2 separate regions of the Homo sapiens genome follow, and region 1 is linked to region 2. Evidence: read pairs that join two places in POLR2A ChIA-PET (ENCODE). Cell type or tissue: PC-9. All regions are shown on one strand. Links, peaks and the distances in the headings refer to the core of each region. The heading gives the core; the rest is flanking DNA.

The links. Peaks named below come from ENCODE experiments on the same cell type or tissue, not always from the same donor. Only the 100,000 strongest peaks of a DNase experiment are listed, where the experiment ranks them.
Region 1: POLR2A ChIA-PET joins it to region 2 with 5 read pairs; 2 of 35 experiments call an interaction of 5 or more read pairs at or near these places.

The regions. Positions count from the first base shown.
Region 1 is chr19:16,203,994-16,219,207 of GRCh38, forward strand. It overlaps AP1M1 (adaptor related protein complex 1 subunit mu 1), which reads left to right. Exons shown (of 12, transcript NM_032493.4): 3 at 2,348-2,415; 4 at 4,026-4,156; 5 at 5,037-5,184. Among named protein-coding and RNA genes, the nearest start is that of AP1M1, 14 kb to the left of the region's middle. RefSeq lists a silencer at 435-584. In PC-9, for the core only: no CTCF peak of the experiment used is centred there; no DNase peak of the experiment used is centred there.
Region 2 is chr19:16,085,255-16,100,468 of GRCh38, forward strand. It overlaps TPM4 (tropomyosin 4), which reads left to right. Exons shown (of 8, transcript NM_003290.3): 3 at 1,169-1,286; 4 at 2,773-2,843; 5 at 3,791-3,866; 6 at 8,282-8,344; 7 at 8,430-8,499. Among named protein-coding and RNA genes, the nearest start is that of TPM4, 16 kb to the left of the region's middle. RefSeq lists enhancers at 1,234-1,283, 8,725-9,598 and a silencer at 11,933-12,130. In PC-9, for the core only: no CTCF peak of the experiment used is centred there; a DNase peak (open chromatin) is centred at 8,567; H3K27ac peaks cover 3,733 bases.

The DNA of each region.
Region 1 (15,214 bases), core at 4,927-9,926, 120 kb after region 2:
GGGCGTGTAGGGCAGCGAGGCTGGAGTGGTCAGCGGGGTCTGGGGTCTCAAAGAACATCATCTGAAATGTGACAGGAAGTCTCTGGAGGCTTTTAGATGTGTGTCTTCTGGAGGTTTCTGGCTGCTGAGTGGGGCAAGACTGTGGGGACAGGAGAGGACATGGGTAGGTGGGGAGTAGGCTGGGGCCATCGTGCAGGTGGGAGGGGAAGTGGCCTGGACCACGGAGGGGTGGTGGGGTACAGCCCCGCCCAGATCTCAGAGCCCCCCACCCTTCCTGTCCTTGGGCCCATGGGGAGACTTGGCCAAGCCAGTTTCTATCCAGGAGGTCTAACTGGCCACCCCACAGCTTTGGGCAGACCCGCAAGCCCATCTCAGTACCCACACTACTGCGGAAGGGCCTGCTTTGCCACTCACAGCCCGTTTGAGCCCCAGCTCCAGCAGCCATGGGGGATCCCTCACCTTCCCACAGTTCAGTGGGAACAACGACCCCTCACTGCAGGACCATTCGGGTCAGTTGAACTGACTTGTGCATATTGCTCCCAGCAGGCATGGGCTCTGTGCCCTTTCCTGTGTTCTTGGAGACACTTGGGGCCTTGCCAGTACAGTGTGGCCAACGGGCCAGAATATCCGCTGGGAGCCCTTTGGAAATGCAGAATCCCAGGCTCCACCCAGCCCTGCCCCGTCAGAATCTGCATTGTAGGAAGATTTGTTCCTGGTGGCCGGTGTGCACATTCCCATGTGGGCCGTGCTGGCCCAGGGCTCCCTGTGGTGTGCCTCTGTGTAGATTTCACCTGGCTCTGGAAGGCCCTGAGAATAGCTCTGAAGATGATCTTAGGTGGCTTTTTTTTTTTTTTTGAGACAGAGTCTCGCTCTGTCGCCCAGGCTGGAGTGCAGTGGCGCCATCTGGGCTCACTGCAAGCTCCGCCTCCCGGGTTCGCGCTATTCTCCTGCCTCAGCCTCCCGAGTAGCTGGGACTACAGGCGCCCGCCACCACGCCCAGCTAATTTTTTTGTATTTTTTTAGTAGAGACAGGGTTTCACCATGTTAGCCAGGATGGTCTCGATCTCCTGACCTCGTGATCCGCCCGCCTCAGCCTCCCAAAATGCTGGGATTACAGTCGTGAGCCACCGTGCCCGGCCTAGGTGGCTTTTAACCCAGGGAACTGACAGTCCTCTGAAGCCGCCCAGGTATTGGGAGAGGGAGAGGTGGCTGTGGTCTGAGCTCAGCAGGAGCCATCAGATCAGTTTCTGGTTGGGCCCCCACATTTCACACCTGGGCATCTAGGGAAGAGACAGGGAGGGCTCACCCCTCTGGCTTAGTGGACATCGTTTCACCCCCAGCCGGGACAGTGCTCAGCAAGGCCGTGGCTGAGAGGCACCCATGAGAAGGTGAGAGGCCCCCACTGCCCCTGCTTATAAAGCATCTGGGGAGGGCACATTGCCAGGCAGCAGGAGGGAGGCCAGCACTCGTTTGACTGGGCCAGCGTCCCTTTCCTGGGCCCCTGTGCTGTGCTGGGGTGAGGCGGGAAGGGAGAGGATACAGCCCCCACCCTCCCTCCTAGAGCTCACTCCTGGGCAGACGAGCCAGGCAGCACAGATGTGCCATGAACAGGGATGTCCAGGGTGCAGTGCATGGGCCTACAGAGGAAGAACCAGCCTTCTCTGGCGGCCCGGGGACCCATTAGGGAAAAAGGAATAGGAAGCGCCCAGCACACACTGACCCTGGGAGGCAGGGGCTGGCTCCTGTGGCAGAAGGGAACATCTGTGCCAGACATCTCACCTACATTGCCTTGGTGAGTTCATTCACAGGCCTCCATTACACAGGAGAGAAATATCAAGGTTTCTCTAGAAAGGTTTATTTCATGGGCCAAGGCTTGTGTTTCCAAAGCCAGGAAGGGCTGAAGCCAGAATTGGCCCTGGCTGCTTGCCACAGAGTCTGGCCGGGGGACCCTGGACCTCAGCAGGGTCATGATGAGGTCAGCTTTGGAGGAGCAGGGCCAGTGTGTCCTGCTTTCTGCTCCTGGAATGAGCCTCACTCCCTCCCTGCTCAAGGCAGCCCTTCACCCAGCCGCCGGGACAGGTGCCCTGTGCCACCTGCCATCCCTGTGATTCTCCATCTCAGTGAGTGCTCCCTGGGGCCTGGGAGCGCATCTGGCTGGTGACTCCTGTGTCCCAGGTCTAGCTTGGACCAGGAGCTTTGTAGCCCACCATGGGCCAAGTAAACGGCTGGGAGTGGGGATAGGGAAGGCTCTGAGGGTTGTGAGGGTTAGGGGGTCCCTCCATGAACCAGGATCTTCCAGGCAGCAGCCCCAGCCTCTGAATGCTCCTTAACTGTGGCCGCCATGCAGTGGTTGCCACATCCAAGAAGAACGCGTGCGTGTCGCTGGTCTTTTCTTTCCTCTATAAGGTGGTGCAGGTGAGTCTCGCTCGGAGGGGCCGTGGGCTTGGGTGGAGGTTGTCTTGGCTCTGCTTGTGGACCTCCCCATACCTGGCCACCCTACAGAGAGCTGTGGCATCCCCAGGGAGCACTGGGGCTGGAAGCCCAGGAAGTGGGAAAGGGGAGTCCCAACTCCCCACGCCTGTGGAATTCTATAGCTCACGTTGCTCCCCTACCGTGGGGAAGAAAGGAAAGTGAACAGGAAAAGGTAGGGCTCAGAGCAGGGGTGCCCTGACCCTGGAAGGGACAAGCAGGGGTCAGCGAGCTTTGGAAGGATGTGGGGTGACCAGCTGGATGGGGCTGGAATAACCAGCAGAGCTGCAGAGCTGAGCCCACCTCAGAATCTCCCAGGGGGCTCTCAAGGCACAGATGCCTGACGCCCACCTTGGAGAGAGCTGACACGCCAGGCCCAGGCTGCCAGTGAGACACAGATAGCAGCCAGGGTGAAGGCGCCAGGACAGGTGTATGTGTGGTGCAGCTAGGGAGGCCAGCGTGCGTGTGGCAGAGTATGAGGCTGAGGTCAGCTGGGAAGAGGGCGGATTATACAGGAGTGTGGATTTCATTCCACTTCTGATGAAAGGTAGTGGAGGGCTTTAAGCAGGAGACTGACAAGACGTGGTTTGATCTAAAGCAGCCTCTCTGGCTGCTGAGCAGAAGGAGGACTTGAGGCCAGTGAGGAGGCTGCTGCTGGCTTCCCGGAGAGGATGGGCCTGGCCGAGGTGGGCTGTGGGGCTCACGAAAGTGGGGAACAGGACCCAGGAGGCCTGTGCTGGGCCTGGGAAAGCTTTCATCCCTCACTGATGCTGCCTGTGCAGAATGTTGGGGAACAGGGGCAAGCCTGGGCGGTGAGGGCTTGGGGAAGGAGCCGAGGGTCACCTGGGAAGGCCCCACGTGCAGGCCAAGGGCTGCCTTCACTGGACCGGTGATGCTGTCACAGGCAGGGCTGGGCCTGGCTGTGCTGCCTGTGGTTTCCAAGCAGAGGCCGGGTGATCACAGTCCTGAAGCGCGCAGGGGTCAGCAGATCAGAGAATGGGGGATGCGGGAAGGGGAAGGTCCTCACCCAAGGGTTGGGCTGTGCCTTTCTGTTTTAGTGACGCTCCTTCCTTCAGCATTTGTGCCTGCAAAAGTGCTTCTAACAGCCCCTCTTCTTTGGCGTCCCTTCCTTAACCTTCTGAGCTTTCCATTGAAATGGGGAAGATGCATCAAGCTTTCCACTGAAATGGGGAAGATGGCAGCTCATCAGGTCCTTGCCTGAGTCACTCCAGACTCAGAAAGGGATGACAGTTACAGTCGCTCAGGAGGGGCTGCCTGTCTGCGGGTGTCTGGGCAGGGAAGAGAATGGGAACGCAGAGCTTCTGAAGGCCTCGGGACATCTGCAGTGGCTCCAGCCTGGCCCCACCCCACAGCCAGCCACTGCTGTCCTGCCCCATAACCTGGGTCCAGGGCCCTGTAGCACACCACCGAGCCTGGGAAGTAGGCTGTTGGTAGGACTTAGCGGGCAAATGAATGTGTGCAAGCGTTCATTCATTCCTCATCCGTCCGCTCAATGATCTGCCTCCCATTCCTCCCTCCCTCCCCAACCGCCACAGGTGTTTTCCGAGTACTTCAAGGAGCTGGAGGAGGAGAGCATCCGGGACAACTTTGTTATCATCTACGAGCTGCTGGACGAGCTCATGGACTTCGGCTACCCCCAGACCACCGACAGCAAGATCCTGCAGGAGTGAGTGGGCAGGGGTGGGGCCTGGGGCCAGGCCTGGGCGGTGTCATGACATCGACGTCATCAGGTGTGGAAACAGAAGGGGCAAATTTGTGTTCATGTTGTCCCCCACCTGCCTCCCACCTCCAGCAGTATTCGGGTTTTTACTAAGTTGCTCTTAGTGGTTTTAATTCGTTTCCTCCTCTACGCCCCCACATAACCGTGCTTTTCCTGCTCCTCATCTTTACTCTCCATCCACACAGATGCCTTCAGTACCTTGCTACTAAGGAGTCACCTCCCTTGTTTTTACTGTCATAAAATGAGACTGTGATCGAAATCTCCCCTCTTTGGAATCCTGCCCTTCAGATAAGAAGCAATGTGAATTAAGTGCTTCCTGGGGGCCGGGCCCCAGCACTTCACATTCACTCGATTCACAGCCTCCCCGTATACCGTCTCCCCATTTTACAGGGGACAAGCAAGCAGACTCCCAGAGAAGCCTGTGTTCCTAACCGCTGCACCTCCTGCTCCTTCAGCAGGATGGGGTCACCAGGTTACACTCCGAGGCGTCAGTTCCATCCACGTGCTCAGCAGGGACGGGAAGCAGCTCACACCCACTTCTTGTTTTCCTTCCCAACATGGTCTTCTTGGTCCCCCAAAATGAGCACTTCAGCCTCTATAACTTGAGTGTATTGGCTTTTGGAAATTGTGAAGATTTTTCTGTATGAAGCAGCCCCAGGTGAACCAGAGGCTGCCTTTTCTGGAGCTGCTGAAATCCAAGGGCTATTTTCAAGTCGGTCAGAACCTGCCCTGTACCCCCCACCCAACCCTGCCGAAATGTCAAGGCCAGAAGCTGTGGCGTTGGTGCGGGTACCACCTCCTTCACTCTGAGCGTGTGGCCCCACAGGTACATCACTCAGGAAGGCCACAAGCTGGAAACAGGGGCCCCGCGGCCACCAGCCACCGTCACCAACGCGGTGTCCTGGCGGTCCGAAGGCATCAAGTATCGGAAGAATGAGGTGTTCTTGGACGTCATCGAGTCTGTCAACCTCTTGGTAGGCCTCTTTTCTTTCCTTCTTCTGTAGGGTTTTATCTCTTCCACGATAGAAATAAACACAGCATTTTAAAACTGGCAAAGCCCCGAGAGCCGTTCTGTGTGGTAACAGATAGCAGGATTCAGTTTGGGCCACTCATTGAAATGTGAGTTTGTCTTATCTTTTTTTTTTGAGACGGAATCTCATTCTGTCGCCCAGGCTAGAGTGTGGTGACACGATCTCGGCTCACTGCAACCTCCGCCTCCCAGGTTCAGGCGATTCTCCTGCCTCAGCCTCCCGTGTAGCCGGGATTATAGGCACCCGCCACCACGCTCGGCTAAAGCTTGTTTTCTTTATTAGCATTTATGCTGACTGAGAATCCATACATGCACATTATTTTTAAAAATTAGAAGCAGGGTATGAGGTTAGAAAGTGAAGGGCTCTTATCAGTCACCATGCACAGAAAAAAAAAAAAGAAACTAAAGGGCTCCTATAATCAGAAAGATTAGGATTTATTCACCGTCACCCTCTCGGGCCTCATTCTGTAGACAGACAGAAACAAGTATATTGATTTTTCTATAAACCTGAGATCATAAGATGTGGTTCTCCTGCAGCTTGTTTTTTTGGTGGTGGTTGTTGTTTGGGTTTTGATTTTGCGTTCAGTGTTACTGTTTTGTATATTTTTTTCTTTTGGTTTTTTAATTATGAGGAAAGTTGACGTTTTGAAAATGAATTTTAGCGCTTGTACAGATTTGTGTACCCATCACCACACCCAGGACACAGAACCTCAAAACCTCCTCATGTTGCCCCTTTGTAGCTCCATGCTCCCCTCTTCCCCATTTCCTGGCCACCATTGAACTGTTCTCCATCACTGGAGTCTTCATCGTGTTGTGATTGTCACACGAGTGGCATCATATGTCACCGCAGCTGTCTTTCTGAGATTGTCGTATGAATGGCGTCATACAGTCATGAGCTCTCGAGTCTGGCTGCTTTAACTCATTCTAATTCTTTGCGATTCATCCAAATCCAATTGTTTTGCATATCAAAAGTCTGTTCCCTTTTATATTTATTTATATTTATTTTCTGTTCTGAACCACAGAAGGACATTTGGGTGGTTTTCCAATCTTTGGCAATTGTCAATAGAGTTGCTAGAAACATGTCGTGTCCAGGTTTATGTGTGGACATAAGTTTTCATCTCTCTAGGGTAAATACCCAGGAGTGGGATGGCTGGGTCACACGGTAAGTGTATGTTTACCTTTATAAGAAACTGCCAAACCATTGCTGTTTTGCATTCTCGCCAGCAACAGATGAGGGTTGTGATGACCCCACATCCTTTGTCAGTAGTTTTATTTTTGTCATCCTAATAGGTATGTAGTAGTATGTCAGCACAGTTTTGTGTTTTGTTTTTGTTTTTGTTTTTGAGACACAGTCTCGCTCTTGTCGCCCAGGCTGGAGTGCAATGGCACTATCTCCATTCACTGCAACCTCTGCCTCCCAGGCTTAAGCGATTCTCCTGCCTCAGCCTCCCGAGTAGCTGGGATTACAGGCACCCACCACCAGGCCTGGCTCATTTTTGTATTTTTACTAGAGACGGGGTTTCACCATGTTGGCCAGGCTGGTCTCGAACTCCTGACCTCAGATGATCCACCCGCCTCTGCCTCCCAAAGTGCTGGGATTACAGGTGTGAGCTACCACGCCTGGCCTATTCCATTTTCTTAATGGCTAATAATGTTGAGCATTGCTTTACATGTTTCTTTGTCATCTGTATATCCTCTTTGGAGAAATGTCTCTGTGCATCTTTTTAGCATTTTTAAATTGGGTTATTTTCATATAGTTGAGCCTTGATAGTTCTTTGTGTGTTCCAGATAGAAGTCCTCTGTCAGATAGGTGATTTGCAAGTATTTTCCCCCAGTCTGTAGCTTATCTTTTTATTCTCTTAGCAGTGTTTTTTTTTTTTCGACAGAGTCTCACTTTGTAGCCCAGGCTGTAGTACAAGTGGCATGCTTGGCTCAGTGCAACCTCCACCTCCGGGCTTCAAGTGCTTCTCCAGCCTCAGCCTCCCAAGTAGCTGGGATTACAGACGCATGCCACCATGCCCGGCTAATTTTTGTATTTTTAGTCGAGACAGGGTTTCACTATGTTGGTCAGGGTGGTATCGAACTCCTGACCTCAGGTGATCTGCCTTCCTCGGCCTCCCTAAGTGTTGGGATTACAGGCGTCGGCCACCATGCCCAGCCCCCAATACTATATTGAATAGGAGTGGTGAGAGAGGGCATCTTTGTCTTGTGCCAGTTTTCAGGGGGAACGCTTTCAGCTTTTGCCCATTCAGTATGATGTTGGCTATGGATTTGTCATAGATGGCTCTTATTATTTTAGGTATGTTCCTTCAAAACCTAGTTAGTTGGCTGGGCATGGTAGCTCCCGCTCTACTAAAAATAGGAAAATTAGCCGGGCGTGGTGATGCGCGCCTGTAATCCCAGCTACTCGGGTGGCTGAGGTGGGAGGATCACTTGAGCCCCAGAGGTAGAGGTTGCAGTGAGTCCAGATTGTGCCACCGCACTCCAGCCTGGGCGACAGAGCAAGACCCTGTTTCAAAAAAAAACAAAAAACAAAACCAAAAAACTCCAGTTTGTTGAGAGTTTTTAACATGAAGAGATGTTGAATTTTATCAAAAGCCTTTTCTGCACCTATTGAGATGATCATGTAGTTTCTGTCTTTAGTTCTATTTATGTGATGAATCATGTTTATTGATTTGCATGTATTGAACCAACCTTGCATCCCAGGGATAAAAGCCTTCTTGATTGTGGCGGATTAGCTTTTTGATGTACTGCTGGATTCAGTTTACTAGTATTTTGTTGAGGATTTTTGCATCAATGTTCATCAAGGATATTGGCCTGAAGTTTTCTTTTTTTGTTGTATCTCTGCCAGGTTTTGGTATCAGGATGATGCTGGCCTCATAGAATGAGTAGGGGAGGAGTCCCTCCTCCTCCGTTTTTTTGGAATCATTTCAGTAGGAATGGTACCAGCTCTTCTTTGTACGTCTGATAGAATTCAGCTGTGAGTCCGTCTGGTCCAGGTTTTTTTTGGTTGTTAGGCTATTTATTACTGATGCAATTTTGGAGCTCATTATTGGTCTGTTCAGGGATTCAGTTTCTCCCTGGTTCCATCTTGGAAGGGTATATGTGTCCGGGAGATTATCCATTTCTTCTAGATTTTCTAGTTAGTGTGCATAGAAGTGTTAATAATAGTCTCTAAGGGTTATTTGTAGTTCTGTGGGGTCAATGGTAATATCCCCTTTGTCATTTCTAATTGTGTTTATTTGGGTTTTCTCTCTTTTCTTAATAGTCTAGCTAGCAGCCTATCTATCTTATTCATTCTTTTAAAACACCAGCTCCTGGCTTACTTGATGTTTTGAATGGTGTTTTTGTGTCTCAGTCTTCTAGAGTTCAGCTGTGACTTTGGTTATTTCTTGTCTTCTGCTAGCTTTGGAGTTGGAGGCTTTTGCTTCGTGAGTTCTTTTAGTTGTGATGTTAGGTTGTTAATTTGAGATCTTTCTAACTTTTTGATGTGGGCATGTAGTGCTGTAAATTTCTCTTAACACTGCCCTAGCCGTGTCCCAGAGATTCTGGTCTGTTGTATCTTTGTTCTTATTTGTTTCAAATAATTTCTTGACTTCTGCCTTAATTTCATTATTTACCCAAAAGTAATTTGGGAGCAGGTTGTTTAATTTCCATGTAATTGTATGGGTTTGAGTGATTTTCTTAGTTTTGAATTCTATTTTTATTGATTTGTGGTCTGAGAGAGTGGCTGGTATGCTTTTGGTTCTTTTGCATCTGCTGAGGATTATTTTATGTCCAATTGTGTGGTGGTTTTTAGAGTATGTACCATGTACAGATGAGATATATTCTCTCGTTTTTGGGTGGAGAGTTCTGTAGATATCTATCAGGTCCAGTTGATCCAGTGCTGAGTTAAGGTCCTGGATATCTTTGATAATTTTCTGCCCCAGTGATCTGTCTAATACTGTCAGTGGGGTGTTGAAATCTCCCACTGTTATTGTGTGGGAGTCTAAGTCTCTTTGTAGGTCTCTAAGAACTTGCTTTATGAATCTGAGTGCTGCTGTTGGCTGCATATTTATTTAGGTTAGTTAGATCTTGTTGAATTGAATACCTTACCATTATGCAATGCACTTCTTTGTCTTTTTTTGATCTTTGTTGGCTTAAAGTCTGTTTTGTCTGAAATTAAGATTGCAACTCTGCTTTTGTCTGTTTTCTATTTGCTTGGTAGATTTTTCTCCATTTCTTCATTTTGAGTCTGTGGGTGTTATTGCATCTGAGATGGGTCTTTTTTTTTTCTTTTGAGACAGAGTCTTGCTGTGTTGCCCAGGCTGGAGTGCAGTGGCGCAATCTCGGCTCACTGCAACCTCTGTCCCCCAGGTTCAAGCAATTCTCCTGCCTCAGCCTCCCAAATAGTTGGGATTACAGGCACGCGCCACCACGCCTGGCGGTTTTCTATTTTTAGTAGAGACGAGGTTTCACCATGTTGGCCAGGCTGGTCTCGAACTCCTGACCTCAAGTGATCCACTCGCCTCGGCCTCCCAAAGTGCTGGGATATTACAGGCATGAGCCACTGCACCCAGCCAAGAATGGTGTCTTAAAGGGAGCATATCATTTGGTCTTATTTCTTTATCCAGCTCTTGCCACTCTATGCCTTTTAATTGGGGCATTTAGCCCATTTACATTCAAGGTTAGTATTGATATGCATGTATTTGATCCTGTCATTGTGTTGTTAGCTGTTTATTATGCTGACTTGTTTGTGTGGTTGCTTTATAGTGTTACTTGTCTGTGTACTTAAATGTGTTTTTGTAGTGGCTAGTAATGGCCTTTTCTTTCCTTTTTCTTTTTTTTTTTTTTGAGACAAAGTCTCACTGGGTAGCCCAGGCTGGAGTGCCATGGCGTGATCTTGGCTCACTGCAACCTCTGCCTCCCAGGTTCAAGTGATTCTCCTGCCTCAGCCTCCCGAGTAGCTGGGACTACAGGCGTATGCCACCATGCCCAGCTAATTTTTTTTTGGTATTTTTAGTAGAGACAGAGTTTCACCATGTTAGCCAGGATGGTCTCGATCTCCTGACCTGACCTCGTGATCCACCTGCCTTGGCCTCCCAAAGTGCTGGGATTACAGGCGTGAGCCACTGCACCCGGCCTTTTTTTTTTTTTGAGATGGAGTCTTGCCCTGTCACCCAGGCTGGAGTGCAATGGCATGATCTCTGCTCACTGCAACCTCTGCCTCCCTGGCTCAAGCAATTCTCCTGCCTTAGCCTCCCGAGTAGCTGGGATTACAGGTACCCACCACCATGACCGGCTAATTTTTGTATTTTTAGTAGATATGGAGTTACACCATGTTGGCCAGACTGGTGTCGAACTCCACACCTCAGGTGATTCGCCTGCCTCAGCCTCCCAAAGTGCTGGGATTACAGGCATGAGCCACCACACCCGGCCTTCTTTTCATATTTAGTACTTCTTTCAGGAGCTCTTGTACAGCAGGTCTGCTGGTAAACAAATTCCCTCAGCATTTGCTTGTCTGAAAGGATCTTTTTTATTCTTCTTTTTTTTTGAGACAGGGTCTCATTCTGTTGCTCAGGCTGGAGTGCAGTGGCATGATCATGGCTCACTGCAACCTCTACCTCCCTGGCACAAGCTATTCTCTGGCCTCAGCCTACCAATTGGCTGGGACTATAGGCAGGTACCACCACACCCGGCTAATGTATATGTTTTTGGTAGAGATGGGGTTTTGCCATGTTTCCCAGGCTAGTCTCAGACTCCTGGATTCAGGCACTCCACCCACCTCGGCCTCCTAAAGTGCTGGGATTACAGGTTGAGCCACCACACCCAAGTTGAAAACGATCTCATTTCTCCTTTGCTGATGAAGCTTAGGTTGGCCAGATGTGAAATTCTGGATTGGAATTTCTTTAAAAATGTTTAATATATTGGCCAGGAGTGGTGGCTTACACCTGTAATCCCAGCACTTTGGGAGGCTAAGGCGGGGGCGGGGGGGGGGGAGAGGGGGGAGGGGGGAGGGGAGGGGATCACCTGAGGTCAGGAATTCAAGACCAGCCTGGCCAACATGGTGAAACCTGGTCTCTACTGAAAATATAAAAATTAGCAGCACGTGGTGGTGCATGCCTGTAGTCCCAGCTGCTTGGGAGGCTGAGGCAGGAGAATTGCTTGAACCTGGGAGGCGGAGGTTGCAGTGACCTGCTGAGATCCCACCACTGCACTCCAGCCTGGGCCACAGAATGAGATTCCATCTCAAAAAAAAAAAAAAAAAAAAAAAAAAAAAGAATGTTTAATATAGGCCTCCAATCTCTTCTGGCTTGTAGGGTTTCTGCTGAGAGGCCCACTGCTAGTCTGATGGGCTTCCCTTTGTAGGTGACCTGCTATGTCTCTCTAGCTTCTTTCATTTTGACCCTGGACAATCTGATGATTATGTGTTTTGGGGATGATCTTGTGAAGTATTTTGCAGGGGTTCTCTGCATTCCCTGATTTTGAATATTGGCCTCTCTAGCTAGACTGGGGAAGTTCTCATGGATAGTATCCTGAAATACGTTTTCCAAGTTGCTTCCATTTTCCCCATCTCTTTCAGGGACACCAATGAGTTGTAGATTTGCTCTCTTTTTTAATCCCATATTTCTTGGAGGCTTTGTTCATTCCTTTTCGTTATTTTTTCTCTATTCTCATCTGACTGTCTTATTTCAGAAAGCCAGTCTTCAAGCTCTGAGATTCTTTCCTCAGCTTGGTCTGTACTACTGTTAATACTTGTGATTACATTATTAAATTCTTATACTGTGTTTTTCAGCTGTATCAGGTCAGTTACATCATTTTCTATCCTGGCTGTTTTGTCTGCCAGCTCATATATTGTTTTATTATAATTCTTAGCCTCCTTAGATTGGGTTTCAATGTTCCTAATCTCAATGATCTTTGTTCCTATCCATATTCTGAAGTCTATTTCTGTCATTTCAGCCATCTCAGCCTAGTTAAGAACTCTTGCTTTGGGAGGCCAAGGTGGGCGGATCACAAGGTCAGGAGATTGAGACCATCCTGGTGAACACAGTGAAACCCCATCTCTACTAAAAATACAAAAAATTAGCCGGGTGTGGTGGCGGGCGCCTGTAGTCCCAGCTACTTGGGAGGCTGAGGCAGGAGAATGGCGTGAACCCAGGAGGCGGAGCTTGCAGTGAGCCGAGATTGCACCACTGCCCTCCAGCCTGGGCGACAGAGCGAAACTCCGTCTCAAAAAAAAAAAAAAGAACTCTTGCTGGAGAACTACTGCAGTTTGGAGGAAAGAGGACACTCTGGTTATTTGAGTTGTCAAGAGTCCTTGTGCTCGTTCTTTCTCATTTTTGTGGGCTGATATTCCTTTAGTCTTTGAAGTTGCTGTCCTTTGAATGGGTTTCTTTTTCCTTTATCCTATTTGATGACCCTGGGGGTTTGATTGTGTATAAGGTGGGTTCAGTTGGATGGCTTCATTATTGGAAGATTTTAGGGGACCAAGGCTCAGCTTAGGACTCCTGAACTGCATGCTCTAACTCTGGAGGACTGGTATCCAGCCCTGGCTTTGATCTCTGGCTCCTTCAGGTTAAGAACCTGCTCTGCTAGAGGGGCCAAGCTGCTCCCAGACAGCTGGTCACAACACTCCAATGGGTGGTGCCAGGCAAAGCACTTCATAGGGTAGTGGCAGCAGGATCTGTTCTTGTTTGCATGTGCCAGCGGCAGCACAGCGGGGTGCACGCTTATCGGCTGTGACAGAGTGCTAGTGGATGTCAGGGAGCCAGCCTCTGGGAGGGCATTTGTAGCAGCAGCAGTAGTGGCAGTATGGCTGGGGTGGGGGCAGGGGCCACGCTGGCAACTGTGCACCTGTTCATTGGTGCCGATGATGGGGTTAGCATGGGGGCACTGGTGGGTGCAGGACTGTGTGTGCCCTTTGTGCATGTTCACACTGGCAGCAGTGGCTGCTCAGGGCTAGGGGTAGGTCCTCTGTTTTCTCTGCCTAGTTTCCTGTGGGAGGCCCAGCATAGGTGGGGAACTGGGAGGGGTGGGGCTGGCGGGCTCTATGCTGCCAACACTCTGACAACAACGGTGGTGGGAGAGGAGAATGAGGGGCTGGGGTGCACTTATGCTGGCAACAGTGGCACAGCAGGGTGCACACACAGGCATGCTGTTGGGGAAGGGTGGGCTAGGTCCACCCACGCACACACCACCAGCAAAACAATATTGAGGGTGCCTGTGGGCAAGAACCTGCAGGCAAAACTGCACAGGGGAGGCTGCAGTGGGAGCGGGGCTCAGGTGGGCTAGTGTGTCCATGGGGCCGCTGTGCAGGAGTATTCCCCGTTCAGGTACAGTCTGCCAGTGCAGGAGCTCTGATGCCGCCCCCAAGAGGTACCTGGGGATTGCACTGCAAGCAGGCTTGGCCAGGCTGGGGCCCCAGGAGAGGCCAGCAGACTGAGGGTTGCTCAGGTCAGACCAGCCCCATCTGATGGGCAAGACTACCCTGGAGAGTTCAGGTCTGACAGTTCCCCTACGGCTAAAGTCTCCTATGAGAGCAAGTCAAGCCTAGGGGATGGGTGTCCTGGCTGTGCTCCACCACATATGCTTCTGCATCAAACCCCCTGGCCTGGCTTAGGCTGGAGTTCTGCCCCGCCTGAGGTAGGAGGCAGAACTCGACTTAGGAGGTGAGGCTTGGACACCAGACCAAATTGAGGCTAGCTAAAAGAGGTCAGGGCAGAAGCGCCTCCCCATAAGACCCACCCCACAGTGTGCTATGTCAGTTTGCCATTGCCGTGGCAACACTTGGAAGTTACTACCCTTTTTCATGGCAATGACCCAACAACCTAGAAGCTACCACCCACATTCTAGAAATTTCTTTATAAACTGCCCCTTAATTTGCATATAATTAAAAGTCAGTATAAATGTGACTGCAGAGCTGCCTCTGAGCTGCCGCTCTGGGCGCACTGCCCATGGGGTAGCCCCGCTCCATAGGGAGCAGTGCCTCTGCTGCCGTGCACATGGCTGCTTTAGTAAAAGTTCTGTTTATCACCACCAGCTCGCCCTTGAGTTCTTTCCTGGCTGAAACCAAGAACCCTCCCGGGCTGTCTCAGTTTTGGGGCTCGCCTGCCCTGCATCACTACCACTTCTTTAAGCAGCTTCCCCTGCCAACGCAGCTGGCCGTGGCAGTCGAGGGGTCCTTCCTGCCGGGATTCCAGAGGCCATGGCAAGAGTGGGTTGCCCCTTGCTAGTTCAATTCACCCCCTCCACAGGAGTCACTGGGAGCCAGGAATGATTCCTGGTGCACAGTAGCCCTGTGCAGGGTTCCCAGCCTCCTCCTCTGCCTTCCATCCAGCCTCTATGTCTTCCCTCCGTTCACTCTCAGGGCCTTCCCACTGAAGATCTAGGAGTCTAGGAGTGCACCTGTCTGCACAGTGTCCCTGTCTCTTAGTGGGAGATGTTTCTCCTGGCTGCGTCTAGTTGGCCATCTTGGAGCAGGAGCAAAATCTAGGCAGTCTTTAAACAGCTTCAAATTAGGGTTCTCACAAACCCCTCTTTGGGTAAGCAAGGTATAGAGGGAAGGGACCCAGAGCTTCCTTGCCCTCTCTGGACACACCACCCTCCAGGAACCTCCACGTGTTCAGCTCTCTGGAAGCTTCTTTTATCTCTTTTGCTTTACGTCTTCCCTCACTGAGACTTCCAGCACAGTGTTGAATATGAGTGGTGAGAGCTGACATTCTTGCTTTGTTCCTGATCTTAGAGGGAGACCATTAAGTCTTTTGCCACCAACTAGGATGTTAGCTGTAGGTTTATTATAGGTGTTCTTTTTCACCTTGAGGAAGTTCCCTTTTATTGCTAGTTTGCTAACAGTTTTTTTTTTTTTTTAATCATGCGTGGGTGTTGTATTTTCTTCAGTTCTTTTTCTGCATCAATTGATGTAATCACATGAGTTTTCTTCTTTTGGTTGTTAATATGGTGTATTCCACTGACTGCTTTCTGATTATTGAACCAGT
Region 2 (15,214 bases), core at 6,433-11,432:
GAAAAAAAATAAATAAATACACAACGTCTTGCTCTGTCACCCAGGCTGGAGAGCAGTGGTGCAATCACGACTCACCGCAGCCTTGAACTCCTGGGCTCAAGCGATCCTCCTACCTCAGCAACATTGCAAAACCCCCACCTCCACAAAAAATTTTTTTTTAGTTTAGCTGGGTGCAGTGGTGCACACCTATAGTCCCAGCTACTCAGGAGGCCGAGGCAACAGGATTGCTTGAGCCTGAGAGGACAAGGCTGCCGTGAGCTCTCAGGGCACCACTGCACTCCAACCTGGGCAACAGAGTGAGACACCATCTCTCAAAATAAAAGAAAAAGAAAGGGGGCACAGACTCTGGAGTCAGACTGCCAAGGGCTGAGCCTCAGCTCTACCACTTACCAGCTCTGTAACCTTAAGTTACTTACCCTCTCTCTATGCCTTAGTTTCTTCATTTGTAAAATGTGGATAATTTACCTGCTCCATAGGGCAGTTGTGAAAGTGAAGGCACTTAGAAAAGTGCCTGGTAGTAAAGATGAAGGGAGGCTGGGCGCGGTGGCTCACACCTGTAATCCCAGCACTCTGGGAGGTCAAGGCGGGCAGATCACTTGAGGTCAGGAGTTCCAGACCAGCCTGGCCAACATGGCGAAACCCCCTCTCTACTAAAAATATAAAAGTTAGCCGGTCACGGTGGTGCATGCCTATAGTCCCGGCTATGCTGGAGGCTGAGACAGGAGAATTGCTTGAACCCAGGAGATGGAGGCTGCAGTGAGCTGAGATCACACTACTGCACTCCAGCCTGGGTGACAGAGCGAGACTCCATCTCAAAAAAAAAAAAAAAAACCAAGATGAAGGAAATGTGTGCACAGAGTTCCATCTTTGCAGTGTGTTACAGTGCTCAGTAGATTCAGAGACTCATTTAGATGAGAGATGGGACTAGGGGTGGTGTCTCACGCAATTAGCCAGACATGGTGACGGGTGCCTGTAATTCCAGCTACTCAGGAGGCTGAGGCAGGAGAATCGCTTGAACCCGGGAGGTGGAGGTTGCAGTGAGCTGAGATCGTGCCACTGCACTCCAGCCTGGATGACAGAGCGAGACTCCATCTGAAAGAAAAGATAGATGAGAGGTGGGTGGAGGGGTGTGAGTGAACGGCCGTCCTGATGAGATTGCTCCTTGCAGAGGAATGAAGGTGATAGAAAACCGGGCCATGAAGGATGAGGAGAAGATGGAGATTCAGGAGATGCAGCTCAAAGAGGCCAAGCACATTGCGGAAGAGGCTGACCGCAAATACGAGGAGGTGAGTGGGGCTGGCAGATGGCGCAGCAGCAGGAAGTGGGAGGAAATGCATCTGCTGAGATAGGGAGGACACCGGGGCCAACGAAAGGAAGCTCTCGGTTAGGTCAGCTGTCCTCCTGCGTGAACATATGTTTGTCCAGAGACAACCACTTGGCTAGGAAACTATCTCCCACGATGCCAGAAAGTGCTGCGGACGCTTGTCTAACGTAATGGGAAAACCGAATGATCAGCTCACTTGTGTCGTTAGCTGGGAGTTTTGGCACAGTTGGGCAAAAATGGAGGATTGTGGTCCCAAGCCATGGAGTTTCAGACCATGCAAGCTCAGGCCCTCCTTTGCCTCCCTCGATGGCTCGGCTCTTCCCTCCCGCCTCTTGTCTGCCTCGCTCCTCAGGCTTGAGGAAGAGAATCAGGATTTCCTCCAGGCCCCAGGATGGCTCTTTCAGTTGAAGCGCCAGCAAAAGGCCAGGCGCGGTGGCTCGTACCTGTAACCCCAGCACTTCGACCGAGGCGGGAGGATCACCTGAGGCCAGGAGTTTGAGACCAGCCTGGGCAACATAGTGAGACCCCATTTCTAAAAATAATAATAATAATAATTAGCTGGGTGTGGTGGCATGCACCTGTAGTCCCAGCTACTTGGGAGGCTGAGGCAGGAGGATCGCTTGAACCTGGGAAGTCAAGGCTGCAGTGAGCTCTGACCACGCCACTGCACTCCAGCCTTGGAGACAGAGCAAGACCCTCTGTCAAAAACATAAAAGGGCTGGGCATGGTGGCTCACGCCGGTAATCCCAGCACTTTGGGAGGCCAAGGCAGGCAGATCACCTGAGGTCAGGAGTTCATGACCAGCCTGGCCAACGTGGTGAAACCCTGTCTCTACAAAAAATACAAAAATTAGCCGGGCATGGTCGTGCATGCCTGTAAGCCCAGCTATTTGGAAGGCTGAGACAGGAGATTCACTTGAACCCAGGAGGCAGAGGTTGCAGTGAGTCAAGGTTGAGCCACTGCATTTCAGCCTGGGTGATGGAGCGAGACTCTGTCTCAAAAGAATAAAAAAATAAAAAAGAGGCCAGGTGTGGTGGCTCATGCCTATAATCCCAGCACTCTGGGAGGCCGAGGTAGGTGGATCAGGAGGTCAGGAATTCGAGACCAGCCTGGCCACTACGGTGAAACCCCATCTCGACTGAAAATACAAAAATTAGCTGGGCGTGGTGGCACGCGCCTGTAGTCCCAGCTACTTGGAAGGCTGAGGCAGGAGAATCGCTTGAACCCAGGAGGTGGAGGTTGCAGTGAGCCGAGACTGTGCCACTGCACTCCAGCCTGGGCAACAGAGGGAGACTCCGTCCCCCTGCAAAAAAAAGAAACACCAGAAAAACCCATGTTGCAGCTGGTCTAGGGGTCTGGGTGGGGCATCATTGGGGGCTGTCTGCAGTGGATGGGAGAGGACACGGCTGGTGGGGATCGGGCTCAGCTGGGCCTTTCTGTCTCTGCAGGTAGCTCGTAAGCTGGTCATCCTGGAGGGTGAGCTGGAGAGGGCAGAGGAGCGTGCGGAGGTGTCTGAACTGTGAGTGGCAGAACAGGACTGAGCGAGGCTGGCTCGATTCCTGGGGCGGAGTGGGAAGGAGCTGGCTGTGTTGGGAATTGGCTCTGACCGGGGTCTCTGCTCAAGTGGACGGGCGTCAGGGGCTCATGGCTCATCTTTTCTCTTGGCTTCTGTGACAAAGAGGTGGTGACTTGTTCTTACTGCCATGGGAAGCACTGCCCACGTGTTGACCCTTTCTGCAAAGATATGAGGAAATAGGAGTGAGACAGGAGGCAGCAGGGAAGCCCAGAAGTCCCATTTTCCCAGAGAGGATATCTCAGGGGGCTGTGCCATCTTAACAGAACACTGACCTGCTCCAGAAGGCAGGCTCCCCCGGTCAGTATGTAAATGCTTTTGCTCCTGTCAGTGTTTGGCCGTGACACATTCCTGGCGGGAAGGTGAGAAGCTTAACCAGAATCCCACAAGCAAGCACCGAAAAACAAAACACCTGTCCTCTTGGCCCCGGGTGAGGAATTCAGCCCCACAGAGCATCCGGGAGTGCTGAGAGAGATCTGGTTTCACAAATCCACTCCGGGCTTCCTTCCCGGAGTGTCCCCTGCAAACTCCCATTGCTCTCTGCCCGCCTTCTGCCCTCAGTCCCATTCTTACACCTTCCGGAGTCGGCCTCATCAATCATAGATTTCACAAGTCCTTGCAGCCTTACCCTTGGCAAAAGACCAGGAGTGTTTTCCAAGCCCTCCAAATACTCTTCGGGCGCACCTCGCCTCTGCCTGGTATGATAAGCCTTTGATAAGCCCATAGTATCACACTGCAGAAAAATCCATTAACATTTTCTCCCCACATTCCTTCTGCCCCCCACCGGGGGAGCTGTGTAGGTTTCTCCTTTGGAAAATTTATTGTTGGGGCGATTGCTATTATTGCCGGCTGTAAGGGAAGATAAGACACAAAAATCCTTTGTCTTTGTGCAGAAAATGTGGTGACCTGGAAGAAGAACTCAAGAATGTTACTAACAATCTGAAATCTCTGGAGGCTGCATCTGAAAAGGTAGGTGGTTGGCTTGAGCTGGAGGGTGGCTTGCTGGACTTTGTTCTTTTCTTCTCCCGAGGGATGCAGGAGCCTGTCAGGTTATGGGGAATCTGCCCTTTATTTAACAGTAGCGTTGGTGCCTGGCAGCCAGGGTTTTTCCCCTACAGAAAGAGCTGGATTTCTCCTGCACACTCTTGAGTCCTCTTCCATGGGGTCTGAGCACCATCTTTGATCTCCATCTCAGGAGGATAGAGATAGAACATGAGGCTCTTCTTAGCGAGATCTGAGCATAGTTGTATAAATAAATACAGAGCCTGCCTCTCACCTGATTCCCCTGGTTCCTCCAGAAATACCATCTCAAAGGTATAGCAATGATCAGAGGTGGAATTGGGCTTTTTAGTTTGAAACAGCACCCAAAGCAGTTGCTACGTGGCAGCTACGTCGGGAACAAAGGACACACTTCCACGGCCGAACCCCACTGAATTTCCCAGCCTCTTCCTCATTCTTGCTCCTGCTTTTGCAGTTTCACAGACATTCTTTGTTCTCCCATCACCTCCACCCCCCACTTTTTTTTTTTTTTTTTTGAGACAGAGCTTCGCTCTGTTGCCCAGGCTGGAATTCAGTGGCATGATCATAGTTCATTGCAGCCTTGAACTCCCAGGCTCAAGCGATCCTCCCACCTCAGCCACCACCTGCTATTCACTCAACTGGGTGTGGCTTTCCTTTTGCTTGATAAACCCCTATTCAGCCTTTTTTTTTCTTTTCTTTTTTTTTGAGACAGGGTCTCACTCTGTCACCCAGGCTGGAGTGAAGTGGCGTGATCTCAGCTTACTGCAGCCTTCGACTCCCAAGTTCAAGCAATTCTCCCACCTCAGCCTCCCGATTACACGCTAATTTTTATAATTTTTGGTAGAGATGAGGTTTCACCACATTGGCCAGGCTGGTCTCGAACTCCTGATCTCAAGTGATCTGCCCGCCTCGCCCTCCCAAAGTGCTGGGATTACAGGCATGACCCACTGCACCTGGCCTAGAGATGAGATCTTGCTCTGTTGCTTAGGCTGGAAGTGTAGTGGCGTGATCATAGCTCACTGCAGGCCCCAAACTCCTGGGCTTAAATAATCCTATCACCTCAGCTTCCTGAGTAGCTAGGACTTGCAGGCATGTGCCACTACTCCAAAACTGTATTTTTTTTTTTTTTTTTATAGAGCACAGTCTATGTTGCCTAGGCTGGTCTTAAACTCCTGGCCTCAAGTGATCCTCCCACCTTAGCCTCCCAAAGTGCTGGGATTACAGGCGTGGGCCACCGTGCCTGGCTAATTTTTCTAGTTTTTGGTAGAGACAAGGTTTCATCATGTTGGCCAGGCTGGTCTTGAACTCCTGGCCTCAAGTGATCCTCCCACCTTGGCCTCCCAAAGTGCTGGGATTACTTTGGGAGGCCGCCGAGCCTGGCCTCCTGTTCATCCTTTGAGCTTCTGCTTAAACATCACTTCTGAGAGTCCTTCTCTGATTTCTCATCTAGGTTAGGTATTTCTCTGCTGTGTAGCCCTGTCTATACTTTTGCTGGCATTATGATTTCTTACATTTATTATAGTTACTCCATTAATTGCATGCCTTCCTTGCTAGATTGTAAGTTGTAAGGACAGGAACCATGTCATCTTGTTCAGAGTTGTGTCCCTAGTACTAGCATTGTGCCTGGCATATATCTGTAGTGTGTGTGTGTAATTTTTTTTTTTTTTTTTTTTTTAGTAGAGATGGTGTTTCACCATGTTGCCCAGGCTGATCTCAAACTCCTGGCCTCGAGTGATCCACCTGCCTCTGTCTCCCATATGTGCCAGCCCTGGCATATATCTGATACTAGGATGTGTAAGGAATGAATCCAGTTGGTGTGTGTATGCCAGACACTGCCCCGGGCCAGGGGGATAGATGTAACACCACTAATACCTCAGCTGCTTTGTTTTGTTTTGTTTTGAGATGGAGCCTTGCTCTGTCGCCCAGGCTGGAGTGCAGAGGCACGATCTCAGCTCACTGCAACCTCCACCTCCTAGGCTCAAGCAATTCTCCTGCCTCAGCCTCCTGAGTAACTGGGAATACAGGCGCACACACCACGCCCAGCTAATTTTTGTATTTTTAGTAGAGACGGAGTTTCACCATGTTGGCCAGGCTCGTCTCAAACTCCTGACCTCAAGTGATCCACCCACCTCGGCCTCCCAAAGGGCTGGGATTACAGGTGTGAGCCACTGTGCCCAGCCTGGCATCTGCTCTTGAAGAGCTCAGAGTCGAGTCTAGTGGAAGGGATTGACAAAGTCACAGAGTGCTTTGGGAATACAATAGAGGGACCTTGGTAGGTTGTGAACGGTGTCACCAAGGAGGCGACATTTAAAACAGCTGTAGGTCCAGCACGGTGGCTCATGCCTGTAATTCCAGCACTTTAGGAAGCCGAGGCGGGAGGATCGCTTGAGCTCAGAAGTTCGAGACCAGCCTGGGCAACATGGAGAGATCCCGTCTCTACCAAAAATACAAAAACTAGCTGGGCATGGTGGTGCATGCTTGTGATCCTAGCTACTTGGGAGGCTGAGGTGAGAGGATCACTTGAGCCTGGAGGGCGGAGGTTGCATTGAGCCAAGATTGCCCCACTGCACTCCAGAGTCAGGCTTCAGTCATGACTTGATCACTTAATAGCCATGTGACCCTAGGCAAAATAATAACTTCACCTTTCTGTGACCCTTTCCTCCCCTATAAAATGGGATTACAGATACCAGGCTGTGATGCCATTAACTATGTCTGGCCCATGGTAAGCAGCTAATAAGTGTTAGTTATTATTGGGAGGCCGAGGCAGGCGGATCACCTGAGGTCAGGAGTTCGAGAGCAGCCTGGCTGGCCATCGTAGCGAAACCCCATCTCTGCTAAAAATAACAAAAATTAGCTGGGCATGGTGGTGGGCGCCTGTAGGCCCAGCTACTTGGGAGGCTGAGTCAGGGGAATTGCTTCAGCCTGGGAGGCAGAAGTTGCAAGTCACAGTGAGCCGAGATCGTACCACTGCACTCCAGCCTGGGTGACAGAGCAAGATTCTGTCTGAAAAAAAAAAAAAAGAAAAGAAAAGTATAATTTCTGATGGGTCATCATGGGGAGGGGAACATTCCATGCTAAGGGGTGCATTCATGGACAGGGACTGGGACTCAGGAGTCCACAGATTATGATCAGGGAGTGCCTGTCACCCTGGGGAAGGTGGTGGAGAATGGGGTTGGAAATACAGAGGGGGCCTTGAGTAACAGATTCCCAGTTATCTCCCTTTCTTCGCCATACTTTTTATCTCAAGTTCTCAGTTTAGGCCTTCTGATCAATACCATCCTACAGGACTCTCCCCAACATCCTCCACATTTCACACATATTTCTTCTGCTGGGGAAAGGTGCCTGCCTCTACTCTGCCTACTTTTTTTTTTTTTTCTTTTTGAGATGGAGTCTCACTCCATCGCCCCAGGCTGGAGTGCGGTGGCGCCATCTGGCCTCACTACAGCCTCCACCTCCTGGGTTTAAGCAATTCTCATGCCTTAGCCTCCTGAGTAGCTGAGATTACAGGCACCCACCACCACACCTGGCTAATTTTTGTATTTTTAGTAAAGACAGCGTTTCGCCATGTTGGCCAGGCTGGTCTCGAACTCCTGACCTCAAGCGATCCACCCGCCTTGGCCTCCCAGAGTACTGGGATTACAGGCGTGAGCCACCGTGCCTGGCCTGCTTACTTCTTTTTATGCTTCTTCCTCCTTTTTTTTGAGATGGGGTCCTGCCCTGTTGCCCAGGCTAGAGTGTAGTGGTCCAATCAGAGCTCTCTGCAGCCTTGAATTCCAGGGTTCAAGCCATCTTCCCTCCTCAGCGTCCCCATTAGCTGGGACTACAGGTGCTCACCACCATGACTGGCTAATTTTTAAATTCTTTGTAGAGACGGGGTCTCACTATGTGACCCAGGTTGGTCTCAAATTCCTGGGCTCAAGTAATTCTCCCACCATGGTCCCCCAAAACACTGGAATCACAGGTGAGAGCCACCACACCCAGCCCTCCTTTTCTTTCTTTCTGTTTTTTTTTTGTTTTTGTTGTTGTTGTTGTTTGTTTTTTTGAGATGGAGTCTTACTCTGTCACCCAGGCTGGAGTGCAGTGGCGTGATCTCGGCTCACTGCAACCTCCACCTCCCAGGTTCGAGTGAGTCTTCTGCCTCATCCTCCCCAGTAGCTGGGACTACAGCTGCATGCCACCAAGCCTGGCTAATTTTTGTATTTTTAGTAGAGACGGGGTTTCACCATGTTGGCCAGGCTGGTCTCGAACTCCTGACCTTGTGATCCACCAGCCTCAGGCTCCCAAAGTGCCAGGATTCCAGGCATGAGCCACCATGCCTGGCTGGGCCTCCTTTTCTTAAAGCAGTGTTTTGGTTTCTCCCACAGTATTCTGAAAAGGAGGACAAATATGAAGAAGAAATTAAACTTCTGTCTGACAAACTGAAAGAGGTGAGTGTGGTGGCACCCAGCGAGCTCTGGTTTCTCCTGGGGCTGGTCTTGAAGCCATGATAGTAACTCCTTTCTTCTTATCTAGGCTGAGACCCGTGCTGAATTTGCAGAGAGAACGGTTGCAAAACTGGAAAAGACAATTGATGACCTGGAAGGTATGAGGTTACCATCTAAATGTTTGCCTTGCCCTGCCTTCCCCTCTGGGACACATCCACGGACAGTTGGGGAATGTTTGTGGAGGGGCTGGGTTGGGCTTTGTTTGCCTTAGGAAAGTAAAGCGCATAGTGATGTCATATCTGGATGTCCTGGAACACTGGAATAGGATAATGCAAAGCATTCAGGCTTGAATGGCCCTTTTTTTTTTTTTTTTTTTTTTCTATGAGACGGAGTCTGGCTCTGTCTCCCAGGCTGGATGGAGTGCAGTGGCGCCATCTCGGCTCACTGCAACCTGCGCCTCCCGGGTTCAAGTGATTCTCCTGCCTCAGCCTCCCAGGTAGCTGGGACTACAGGCGTGTGCCGCCACACCTGGCTAATTGAATTGCCACTTTCAGGAGGTAAAATATCTCTGCTTAGTTAGTCCCATGAGCAAGTATAGAGAAAAGAGTATGGCTCTCTCTGATTAAAAAAATATTAATAATAAATTAAAAATCTCAGGCCAGGCGCAGTGGCTCAAGCCTGTAATCCTAGCACTTTGGGAGGCCGAGGCGGGCGGATCACTTGAAATCAGGAGTTTGAGACTAACCTGGCCAACATGGTGAAACCCCGTCTCTACCAAAAATAGAAAAAATTAGCCAGGCGTGGTGGTGCACGCCTGTAATCCTAGCTACTGGGGAGGCTGAGGCAGGGAGAATCCCTTGAACCTGGGAGGCGGAGGTTGCAGTAAGCCAAGATCACGCCACAGCTCTCCAGCCTGGGTGACAGAGCCAGACTCCGTCTCAAAAAAAAAAAAACTTCACAATTTCCTTCTGTTTGCTCATTTCTGATAGATGCCTTGCATTTTTTTTTTACATGCCTTGCATTTTTGCAGAAGCTCTGTCCCAGGGAGCTCAAAGCTTATCATAGTATTTAAAAAAAAAAACAGAAATACAGAAAGTGTAGGGACTGCAATAAAGACTAGTCTGCAAGTCTGGGGCCCACTTCTCCCAGAATTTTTTCAAGAGTTCCAGTGTTTAACATTCGGCCTCAGAAATTCCAGAATCTTGGGGTTCAAATGGAATCTTCCAAACTGCCCATCCCACCCAGAAAGGACACATTCTTCAGACCATATCTTCCAATGTTTTTTTGGGGAAGTGAGGTTCCCATATAAGGGAAAATGCCCCATTCCAAAATACGACCTTTGGACAGGGTGACGTCATTGGAAATCCGAAATAAACTGAGGGGTGGGGACCAGTGGGGGGAAGCTCTGTCACTTCTGGTTACCACTGTTTTGAAGCTTCATTGTGGCTAATCCCCCTGCAGAACCTCAAACCACTTAGAGATCAACTCCATAGATCTTTGGTTTTCTTCATCTGTTTCACATGGAACACAGCTTTCTCCTAGTCTGTGCTTTGTTTGCTCACGTGTTTTTTTCTTCCTCTTGTGGTTCATCTGTGGCACTCCATTCCGACCCTTGCCTTCTGTCCCCTGTACTTCTGAACTGTCTCCCTGGGGACCTCCGCCCTCTAGATGAGTTATACGCTCAGAAGCTCAAGTACAAAGCTATCAGCGAGGAACTGGACCACGCTCTCAACGACATGACCTCTCTCTGAGAGGCAGCCAGGTCGCTGCCCTCTGTCCTTCTCACATGGTGCCTCCTACGCCCCTGTGGGCTTCTAGGAGCTCCGGTGGCCTGCCTTCTGGTTTGAACGTCAGAGCCTTCTTCTGATGTGTCTGTGACTCTACAACCGAAATAAAGACGGGCAGTCCTCCTCTTCATGCCCCCTCATTCTCATTTTCTCCACTTGCTGCCTTTGAGCTGTAGCTGTGTGCCCTTAACCATAGCCTGAAACACAAAGTGGGTGGTTAGCCTCTCTCACTCACAAATGAAAAGCTTATTACAAAAAGAAAATTATGCCTACAGGATGCTTTTCTGAAGACGTGAAAACAAAAGCAAACTGGGCATGTGCTCTCAGATACCGCTGTTAGCTAACGGCATCTGCATGCCAATAATTTTTTTTTGTTTTTTTGTTTTGAGACAGGGTCTTGCTTTGTCACCCAGGCTGGAGTGCAGTGACACCATCATAGTTCACTGCAACCTCCACCTACAAGGCTCAAGCTATCCTCCCACCTCGACCTCCCAAGTAGCTGGAACTACAGGTGTGCACCACCACACAAGGCTAATTTTTGTACTTTTTTTTTTTTTTTTTGAGGCGGAGTCTCACTATGTCGCCCAGGCTGGAGTGCAGTGGTGCAATCTCGGCTCACTGCAACCTCCGCCTCCCGGGTTCAAGCAATTCTCCTGCCTCAGCCTCCCAAGTAGCTGAGATTACAGGCATACACCACCACACCTGGCTAATTTTTCTTTTGGATTTTTAGTAGAGACAGGGTTTCACCATGTTGGTCAGGCTGGTCTCAAACTCCTGACCTTGTGATCCGCCTGCCTTGGCCTCCCAAAGTGCAGGGATTACAGGCTTGAGCCATCACGCCTGGCCATTTTTGTACTTTTTGTAGAAGCGGGAGGGTTTCACTATGTTGCCCAGGCTGGTCTTGAACTGCTGGGCTCAGGCAGTCTGCCCACCTCACCCTCCCAGGGTGCTGCAATTACAGGCATGAGCCACCGCGCCCATCCCCAATGGTTTTTCCTTAAATAGAAATTGTTGTGAATGGAGGCTCATCCTTGTAAACCGCTTAGGCAGCTTAAGAGTCAACAGGGATTTGGAAAAACCAGCAAGCCTGTGTCAAAAATGAGGCTCCCCTTGAATGGGGCTTGAGCTACAGATTCAAACAGCGGCAGTGACATTTTGATCTCCATTTCCTCCTTTTCTTGTGTCTTTTCTCTGTGTTACACTGTGAGTGTGGTGACTGGGGCTTCCCGTGGCTTTACTCTTCACTGTTCATCCAGCTCCCAGTCCTGGGAGGAAGTTCACCTCCACGCCCTGCCCTTAGAAAACTGACTGTACAAGGAGTGAACGGGCCTCCATGAACAGGGAAAGTGCTGTGACGTCAGAAGACGTGAATTTAGAATTCTTTTCCCGAATTCCAGAATTGCCTGAGACTGCTAACATCAATCTCCATTCATATTTCAGTTAGTTATAACAGGAACCTTGCTTTAGTTTAGAATAGCTCTTAAGGTTGACCTGTGGGTAATAAAAGGTCATGCTTTTTCCTACATGAGGAATATGGAGAAAACAAGGTCACTCTTTTTTTTTTTTTTTTTTTTTTTTTTTTTTTTTTCAAGACAGGGTCTCACTCTGTTGCCCGGGCTGGAGTGCAGTGGCGCCATCTTGGCTCACTGCAACCTCCGCCTCCTGGGTTCAAGTGATTCTCATGCCTCAGCCTCCCGAGTAGCTGGGATTACAGTCGCGGACCACCACACTCAGCTAATTTTTGTACTTTCAGTAGAGATGGGGTTTCACCATGTTAGCTAGGCTGGTCTGAAACTCCTGGCCTCAACTGATCCGCCCACCTCAGCTTCCAAAAATGCTGGGATTACAGGCGTGAGCCACTTTGCCCGGCCCAGGCTATGCTTTGCTTTTTTTTTTCTTCTTTCTTTTTGAGACGGAGTTTCGCTCTTGTTGCCCACGCTGGAGTGCAGTGGCGCCATCTCTGCTCACTGCAACCTCTGCCTCACGGGTTCAAGCAATTCTCCTGCCTCAGCCTCCCAAGTAGCTGGGACTACAGGCATGCGCCACCATGCCTGGCTAATTTTGTATTTTTAGTAGAGACAGGGTTTCACCATGTTGGCCAGGCTGGTTTTGAACCCCTGACCTCAGGTGATCCACCCGCCTCGGCCTCCCAAAGTGCTGGGATTACAGGTGTGAGCCACTGCACCTGGCCCAAGCTATGCTTTTCTAATGATCAAAAACATACCAATTTGTCCCAAAATTTCAAATAGTGCATCTGGTTCTCCCCTGCATCCTACCACCACTACCACCTCAAATTATCACAGATAATTGACATTTAGATGTTCAAGCCACATCTTCCAGACTACCCCTTGAACCTGGAAATGGCATGAAAATCTCCAACTAGATCCTGAATTTTCGGTATCCATTGTTATTCCTCATCCTATTTTTTTGTCCAGGTGGGAAGCTCTGTCCCCATTACTCTCTCTATTCATCCATTCCTCCAAAATGCACCTCCCCTAAACCACCTCCACCTTTCCACCCTCAGCCTCTCCCTGCTCCTAACTGCCGTCCATCCTGAACTTCTGCAAAAACCATTCCCCTCACACATTGCCATATATATGCCCTTGGAAAGATTACAGACTGTGTAGGGGGCTGGTTTTTGTTTGGAGTCTGTGTGTTTGTCCCTGGAATTTCTCCAGGCATTTCTGGACTCCACCCTTTGAAGTAACTATGCAGCCTGTCTATCCAGTTATTCTACCTAACTAAGCACATAAGTGGAATTTCAGAGATTAGTGCTATGGCCGGGCACGGTGGCTCACGCCTGTAATCCCAACACTTTGGGAGGCCAAGGCAGGCAGGTCACTTGAGGTCAGAAGTTCAGGACCAACCTGGTCAACATGGTGAAACTCTGTCTCTACTAAAAATGCAAAAATTAGCCGGGCATGGTCATGGGGGCCTGTAATCCCAGCTACTGGGGAGGCTGAGGTGGGAAAATCAATCACTTGAACCTGGGAGGCGGAGCTTGCTGTGAGCCAAGGTCGAACCTTTGTACTCCAGCCTGGGCGACAGAGTGAGACTCCGCCTCAAAAAAAAAGAAAAGAAAAGAAAAGAGATTAGCACTATGGAGGTCTACACTATCTGTTGATAGTCTGTGAGCCTTGTCGTGATTCTCAAGGGCAGTTAACACTTTCAGGGAAAGTCATTTTATCTCAGACCTAATAACAAAATAGATGCTAAAGCATCTGAGTGACAAGATGAAGCGAAGTCAGGATTTGTAGTCAAGAGACCAGGGTTTAAGGCCTGGCGCAGTGGCTCACACTTGTAATCCCAGCACTTTGGGAGGCCAAGGCAGGCGGATCACTTGAGCTCAGGAGTTTGAGACCAATCTGGGCAATATGGCAAGACCCCATCTCTAAAATTATTCATAATAATATTTTATTTTTAAAAAATTTTTTAATAAAATAATAAATAAAGAGACCAGGATTTAAAATCCTAGCTCTACTACTTTAACCATGCCAACGTGAACAAGCTGCTTAGGTTTTCTGCAAAATAAAGGTGATATCTCTGTTATGAGGATTAAATGAGATAATGGAGAAACTGGCTCGTCCAACATAGTCAGCATTCAGTTAACATCTATTCACCCAGACTGGATAGGCCCAGGTCACTGATCTGTCTGATAGAATCCTCCCAGGTCATAGTCACTTGACTCTGTGTGTGTGTGTGTGTGTGTGTGTGTGTGATGGAGTCCCACTCTGTCACCCAGGCTGGAGGGCAGTGACGCAATCTCGGCTCACTGCAGTGTCCGCCTCCCGGGTTCAAGTGATTCTCCTGCCTCAGCCTCCTGTGTAGCTGGGATTACAGGTGTGCGCCACCACACCCGGCTAATTTTTTGTATTTTTAAGTAGAGATGGGGTTTCGCCATGTTGGCCAGGCTGGTCTCGAACTCCTTACATCAAGGATCCATGGTGTCTCATGCCAGTAATCCCAGCACTTTGGGAGGCCGAGGTGGGTGGATTGCATGAGACCAGCTTGGGCAACATGGCGAAACCCCATCTCTACTAAAAATACAAGAATTGGCTGGGTGTAGTGGCACGCACTTGTAGTCCCAGCTACTTGGGAGGCTGAGGTAGAAGGATCACTTGAGCCCAGGAGGTCAAGGCTGCAGTGAGCTATGATCATGCCACTGCACTCCAGCCTGGGCAACAGAGCAAGACCCTGTTTAAAAATAAATAAATAAGAAAGGCTGCCATCTTCTGCAGTCATTTTTTTCTTTCTGTAAATTTCCAGGCTGATGATATCACATTTTATGAGGCATTTTGCTTTCCCCCAGCATTTTAATGAGTCTTGGCCTTGTCCCTTATCAGCCATCACTTACTGCAAACTAAGTTCTCTCTCGTGCTCTGTCACGCATAGCTCTAAATGGCGTCTTTTTTCTCTCTCTCTTTCTTTTTTAATTTAAATTGTTTCATCAGCTCAGTTACTTAATAACATGCCTGTAGAATGGCTTAAATTTCGCATTTACCTGGGGTTTGTCTCCGTTCTCCTGGATTCATAGACAGTTACACAATTATGTGTATAATTTAAACAGCCATTCCCAGAAGCTCCGAAGGAAAGATGGGTTACAGGATTTTAGATTTAACTATCAAAGGCTCAGGGGCTAATTAACTAGCACTTGGGTGGAAATTTATATTAAGTCACACATATCTAGGACTGAAATCTTCATGTAGCAGCACGTCATAGGTTCTGAAGTATTTCTCCTTTATTCCTCATCATAACCCCCACACCACGCATTGATATCGTTACCCCCATTTGACAGACGGGGAAAACAGACCTAGGAAGGTTAGATGCTTACTTAAGTGATACAACTGGAGCTTAAGTTCAGGTATTCTGACTCAAGGGTTACCAGAGTTCACAAGGAAAAATACAGGACACCAACTTAAATCTGAGTTTCAGATAAGCAATGAATAATTTTTTAATCATAAGTATATCTCTTGCATAAGTACATCTCATGCAACATTTGGGATATACTTACACTAAAATATTATTTGTGGTTTATCTGAAATTCAATTTAACTGGGCGCCCTGCATTTTATCTTACAACTGTGACT